2 separate regions of the Homo sapiens genome follow, and region 1 is linked to region 2. Evidence: chromatin loops called from intact Hi-C (ENCODE). Cell type or tissue: ascending aorta. All regions are shown on one strand. Each heading gives the region's core, and the rest is flanking DNA. Links, peaks and the distances in the headings are about the cores only.

Region 1 (2,813 bases), core at 53-2,552, 230 kb before region 2:
TTTCTTTTTTGGTCCTGCTTACCTTGTGCCAGCCGGTGCCAGCTCAGGGGGCTCTGTGAGGCCACCTCGCCTGCTGGTGACAGAGTCCTCACTGCTTTTAATTTCCAAGTACTGCTTCATCTCTTGGAGATGCTTCAGTGACTCCATTCCAAGGCGGGTTTAGATGACGAAGTGGATGACGATGGGGGGAGTAGGGGAATCTCCTTAGAGACAAACCTGGGAGAAGGCATTTCTCATTCCAGTCAATACATAAATGTTATTGATTGGAATCATATTGGGTACATATTGCTTGGAACAAGGAAGAAGTATCTTTCCACTTCCTTTTGTTTAGCTCTTTAATGGGAAAAGTCTCTGTTTTTTTTTTTTTTTTCAGTTTCCCTCTTGTCGCCCAGGCTGGAGTGCAATGGCGTGATCTTGGCTCACTGCAACCTCCGCCTCCCGGGTTCAAGCGAATCTCCAGCCTCCTGAGTAGCTGGGATTACAGGCATGTGCCACCACGCCCGGCTAATTTTATATTTTTAGTAGAGATGGGGTTTCTCCATGTTGGTCAGGCTGGTCTCAAACTCTTGACCTCAGGTGATCTGCCTGCCTCGGCCTCCCAAAGTGCTGGGATAACAGGTGTGAGCCACTGTGCCCAGCTGTTTCTGGTTATTAATAGGAACAAAATACCAGGGCATGCTTTGTCTAGGTCAGTCCTCATTCTTCATTGTGGATCAGAATCAGCTGGAGAACTTGTCAAAATGCAGATTCCTGGGCTCTGAACCCCCGAGTTATGGACTCAGTAGGCGTAAGAGGCCTGAGAATTTGCATTTCTATCCAGCTCCCAGGTGATGCTGATGCATAGGTCAAGGACCACACTTTGAGAAGCACCGGCGGGGAACACAGTGTTACCAGGTCTTGGTCTCCATCCAATGCAGTAAACACTATGCGATAACAACCTGGGGGCTTTTGAGCTTACAGGAACAGTCAATGCAATAGAAGCACGCGCTGCTAGGTCTCCAAGGAAACAGGGACAGTCTCTTCTCCCGCTGTTAGTTAATGAGAGTGTGGTTGTAACTAAACTACTGGCTAATTACCACGATCGTGGGAAGTGTCCCAGGTCGGCGCTATGAGCTTCTGCCACTAGGGGGAACCAGGGCTATTTCTCTGCAGGCTCCAGGCTGTGAGAAGAGGAAAAGTACTGAAGAGAGCGAGCAAAGCCTTTCAGAAAATACTGCAACACTGCGTGCCCGAGGCCCCCGCACATCGCTGCAATCTTGATGTGCACAGACACCGTCGAGAACCAAGGCTTGGCAGGGAGGGGGGATGGTTGATTTTCTAAGTTGTTTGGTTTTCCTCCCTTTCCTTAAAGTACATCCACATTAAGCCGTTTATGCCGCGGGTGACCTGTAGTATGAGAAGAAACACAGGTCGCTCTCCTGGCTTTGCAGATAGAGTAAGCTCAGGAGAGAGGGAAAGGAGCTGGGCAAAATGCCAGCAAGGGAGGGCTGGGCTGGCGGGACCCAGATGTTCCCTGCCCAGGAGCGTCGTGGAGAGAAGGGGAGGCATGCCTGGGGTTTGGACTGGCCAGCTTGCAGGTGGCTGTCAACCCTGAATGTTGTGGCATAGGTCAGGATGAGGTCCCTTGGGGTGGGGGAGGCAGAGTAATTCCTAAGGGAGAAAAAGACAGGAAAGCAGGTTTTGGGGCTAAGAAGACAAAAATGACTGAGAGGTTATTTTACCTGCCTTGAACTTGCAAACAAGTATGGGTCATGACCTCTTGTGAGTGCTGCCGCATGCCCTGTCAGCTGCTGTCTTCTGGGGACACGCATATTCTGACCGCCACAGAGGGCAGCATAACAGCCACAGTGCCTGCTGAGCAGGAACGTGCCGCCTAACCGGTCCGTGGCGTCCCTGCCTCTTTCTCCCTCATTAAGCCTCTTTCCCAGGACCACAGCTTTGGAAACAGCTTAATCTCTAACAAGTGATCCCGCAGGGACTTGCATTTCAGTCCCTAAAAACCACTCTGTTCCCTTTCTCGGCATGACAGTGGCCTTCTAATGGTTTCGGAGATAAGATATGAGCCCAGGTGATGTTGGGACGTGCAGAATCCATGGTGGGCTGCATAGGTATTAATTCGAGGAACAAATTTCCATAACGTGTGTGTTTGTGGGCATGAGGGTGTACACCTCAATGGCAAATTATCATAACAAAACATTAGCTATAAACATTTAGTTTGAGGACTTGGCGTATAGTTCCAAAAAATGATCTCATTAGCTTACTAACATTCACTTGTCCCTGTGACCAACACATGCAACTCACTGTTCGGAGGGAGCCCCCATCACAGCTAAACAGAGGGACCAGGAGTCTTCCTTCTTAAGCTGCAGCCTGACTTTTCTCCAGCTTACTGTGATAGTTTTCTGGCATGAGCAAAATAAGCAGACCCTGTCTCTCATAATTGAAAAGCGTGTGTGTGTGTGTGTGTGTGTGTGTGTGTGTGTGTGTGTGTGTGTATGTATGCATCCTTTTCATATTCCTTAAAACATTTTTAGCAGGTAAAATCATGTCTCTATGCTATTCTCTCACTGCCAGCCACAGAAAGGATCTTACACAAAGAAGTCCATGGGGCTCCCCTTCTCCTGCACTCAAGTCCTGGATAGGAGTTCTGACTTTTCTGAGTGACAGTTCCCAAAAGGGTTCCTTTTCACCTTTGTTGAATGCAGAAGCAGTGGCTCTTCAAGAGAGAGCATCTCCCTCACCCCTTAGTCATTCCGAGCTATTTGGCTCACAGGTACTTTCAGCATCAGATCTGGTCCTGACTCCAGCTTCCACTG
Region 2 (2,813 bases), core at 270-2,769:
GTTAGCTCAGATGCCATTCTGTGAAAAGGAAGCATTCCCCAGCACAGGTGAGATTCCTACTTATGTAGAATGATGGCAAATACAAGCTGAGACTCTAGTTCCTGACTCTTAATAGGGAGCTCTTTGTTCCAAAGGAAACTTCTTCTGCAGTGTCCCTAAAAACCACAGTGCCAGCGCCCCATCCTTCTGCAATTCCCACTGTGCCCTGACCATTGCCTATGCTTCACAAAGCTTTGTCTAGGAGCCTGAGGCTTTGGTCCTTTAGGAACCTCAGTAGATAAGCTGGAGTTTCCCAGTAGGTTTCCAAAGTGGTACTCAAATTTCTGATTTATTCTTCATTCATTTTAACATAGAAAGATGTCCTTTTCCTTCCCCCCTGACTAAGGTACCAAGAACTTGCTCAGGTTCACCATGGGAGGGTGGAAAAGCCCTCAGGACTGTGCAGCCAGTGGGAACATACACCATCGTCCTTCTGCAAAGCACCTCTCCCTTCCCCATCCTCCAAAACGCATTGGCCCAAACCACCACCTCCAGCCTTGATGTTGAAAATCCAACCCCCATGTTGGGCTATACATGTGTCAACCCTCACTGATGCTTTTAATTTCATCTCCTTCTGTTTTTTATGCATCATGTACTAACCTTCTTTCTGGACATTGTGTAAGCTTATGCCTCTGTGTCTTGGCACCACTTCTCCTCTGTGCCCGGAATGGCCTTCTTTGCCTCTCAGGTTTTCAAAACTTTACTTGATGACCCCTCAGGCCATTAACTGGTGTATCCTCTGGGCTGTTAGAGCACTGTATGTTAGTCTTGGCACCTTGTATCTCATTCATGTGTCAGTCATCTTCCAGATTCCCTTAAGGTCAGAAACTTGTGTCTCATCAATCTCTATGCCCAGCCCCTGGCACAGCAGCCATGCCATCCCCAGCACACACCAGGAGGCTCCCACATGTTGTAGGTGTGAAGATGAGCTTTGAGGTCTAACTGAGTAGAAGTCCCAACTCTGCCACTTACTTGCTGTGGGACTGGGGCAAGTTAATACTCCGTGCAATGAGGATTGCCTCCACTTCATTGGTTTGCTGTGATGATGAAATCAGATTGTTCCTGTAAAATGCTTTGTGCATGTATTATGTACTCAGTCAAATTTACCTATAATTATTAAATGAAAGGAATGTAGTGCACAATTTCAGATTTTTTTTCTGCCCACATTTTCTCTTATCTTTTCTAAAATTCCTAAACTAGGTAGCAAGAGCTGCAAGAACTTTCAGAGCTTGGAGACAGGCCCTAAAATCACAAGAATAAACCAACCTTCATGTGCTCCAAAATATGCCTCCTGGGTTGGAAGCAATGACAGGTTTCTGCAGAAGCTGGCTTTCCCATCGCCTGTCTCTAGACTGCTAAAGGGGGCTATCATTTGGAAAGTCCTCTAAAGATGGAAGTCTCCATTCCATTGGCGAGCGCATATCAACCCTGGAATGTTCTTTTTCCTGACTCATTTCCATCCATCACAACGAGTGTAGTTTTAGGCCCTCTGCCCTTATTCTGTCACCACAGACTTGTATCCCATAGAAAACTATTTCAAAGCCTGGAGCGTCTTCTCTGGTTCTCCTGATTAGGGTTTTTTTGTTGTTGTTTTTTTGTTTTTTTTGTGTGTGTTTTTTTTTTTTTTTTGGAGGGAAGGGGATGAGTTTCCATCAAAGGCTAGAAGGCAGAGCTGAATCTTGGACATGGTCCTTGGGTGACACCTGATGGTTAAATGCCATATCGCAACCATTTTTTTCTTCTGCCCAACAGTACACAAACTAGCAGAAAAGAGTCACCATTCAACAGATATTTTTGACTTGTTTCCATGAATAAAGGTAACTGACCAGCCAGGGGATCAGACCTCTGAGTTGATAAATATGCATCAGCTAGCTGAGCTCAGAAAATCCAGGTGACAAAGGAGGGGTCCTGGGGAGGAATGCGTTCGGGGTGAATCACCCACCTCCCAGGCCCGAAGGAAAGGGCTACTGTTCTCTGTACATGCATTTTTTATTACAACTTCACGGTATCACAAAACCATTGTTATCAGCAAGGCCCCACTAACCATGACAATGACCCCAGTACCACTTTTCCTTTGTCTTACCCTTTACTTTTACGAAGTACCTCTGTTATTTGAGCCTGACCCTAAAATCCTGTAAGGTGGGCAATGACAAGATTATTGTCTCAGCTGTTTGGTAGGGGAACTGAAATGTCTGGTCCAAAGCCAGATTGCTTTGCAATGCTGCTTCTGGGACTAGAGTGCAGAGGCCTTCCCTTCTGTGGTCCCAGTTTTGCTATTTTCAAGCTGCAATGATTTCTTCCCTCATGCCCTTTTACTCCAACCTCACTTCCCTCATGGTTCAAGTCCTCCCATCTCTACTGCAATGACTGCAATGATCCCTGGTCCCTGCTCTCTAGTCTCTTCCCCTTTCACGCCCTTCCATGGTGGAGTCAGTTGTATGTTTAAGACAAAGATCCAATCACACCTGATTTAAAACAAAAACCAAAATAAAACTGCCATGGTTTTCACTGCAGCCAGCACAAAGCTTAACCGTCTTGGCCTCCTGCACAACATCCTTGACTCCTGACTGCATCGACAGCCTCATCCCCAGCTCCTCTCCTCCCTGCCACCTGTGTCCCACCACACACACCAAATTTGAGCTCCAGCCACACATGGTTGCTGATCTCCATTCCCCATAGTCTTCCACCGCCCACCGCATTAATTTCCTCTCACAACATGCTTTCTTCTCACTTCTGTAGGCTGGCCATTCTGCTGTCTCCTCCAGATCCATTCT

The links. Hi-C counts contacts between places; a loop is a spot of excess contacts. Peaks named below come from ENCODE experiments on the same cell type or tissue, not always from the same donor. Only the 100,000 strongest peaks of a DNase experiment are listed, where the experiment ranks them.
Region 1: it touches region 2 in a loop (7-fold over the local background); 87 of 110 quality-filtered maps call a loop at or near these places.

The regions. Positions count from the first base shown.
Region 1 is chr12:4,856,770-4,859,582 of GRCh38, forward strand. No RefSeq gene overlaps it. Among named protein-coding and RNA genes, the nearest start is that of KCNA6-AS1, 27 kb to the left of the region's middle. RefSeq lists enhancers at 782-1,425, 954-1,248. In ascending aorta, for the core only: CTCF peaks have their summits at 1,108 (motif pointing right) and 1,918; a DNase peak (open chromatin) is centred at 1,132; H3K4me3 peaks cover 665 bases.
Region 2 is chr12:5,082,691-5,085,503 of GRCh38, forward strand. No RefSeq gene overlaps it. Among named protein-coding and RNA genes, the nearest start is that of KCNA5, 40 kb to the left of the region's middle. In ascending aorta, for the core only: CTCF peaks have their summits at 1,744 (motif pointing left) and 1,944; a DNase peak (open chromatin) is centred at 1,481; H3K27ac peaks cover 1,956 bases.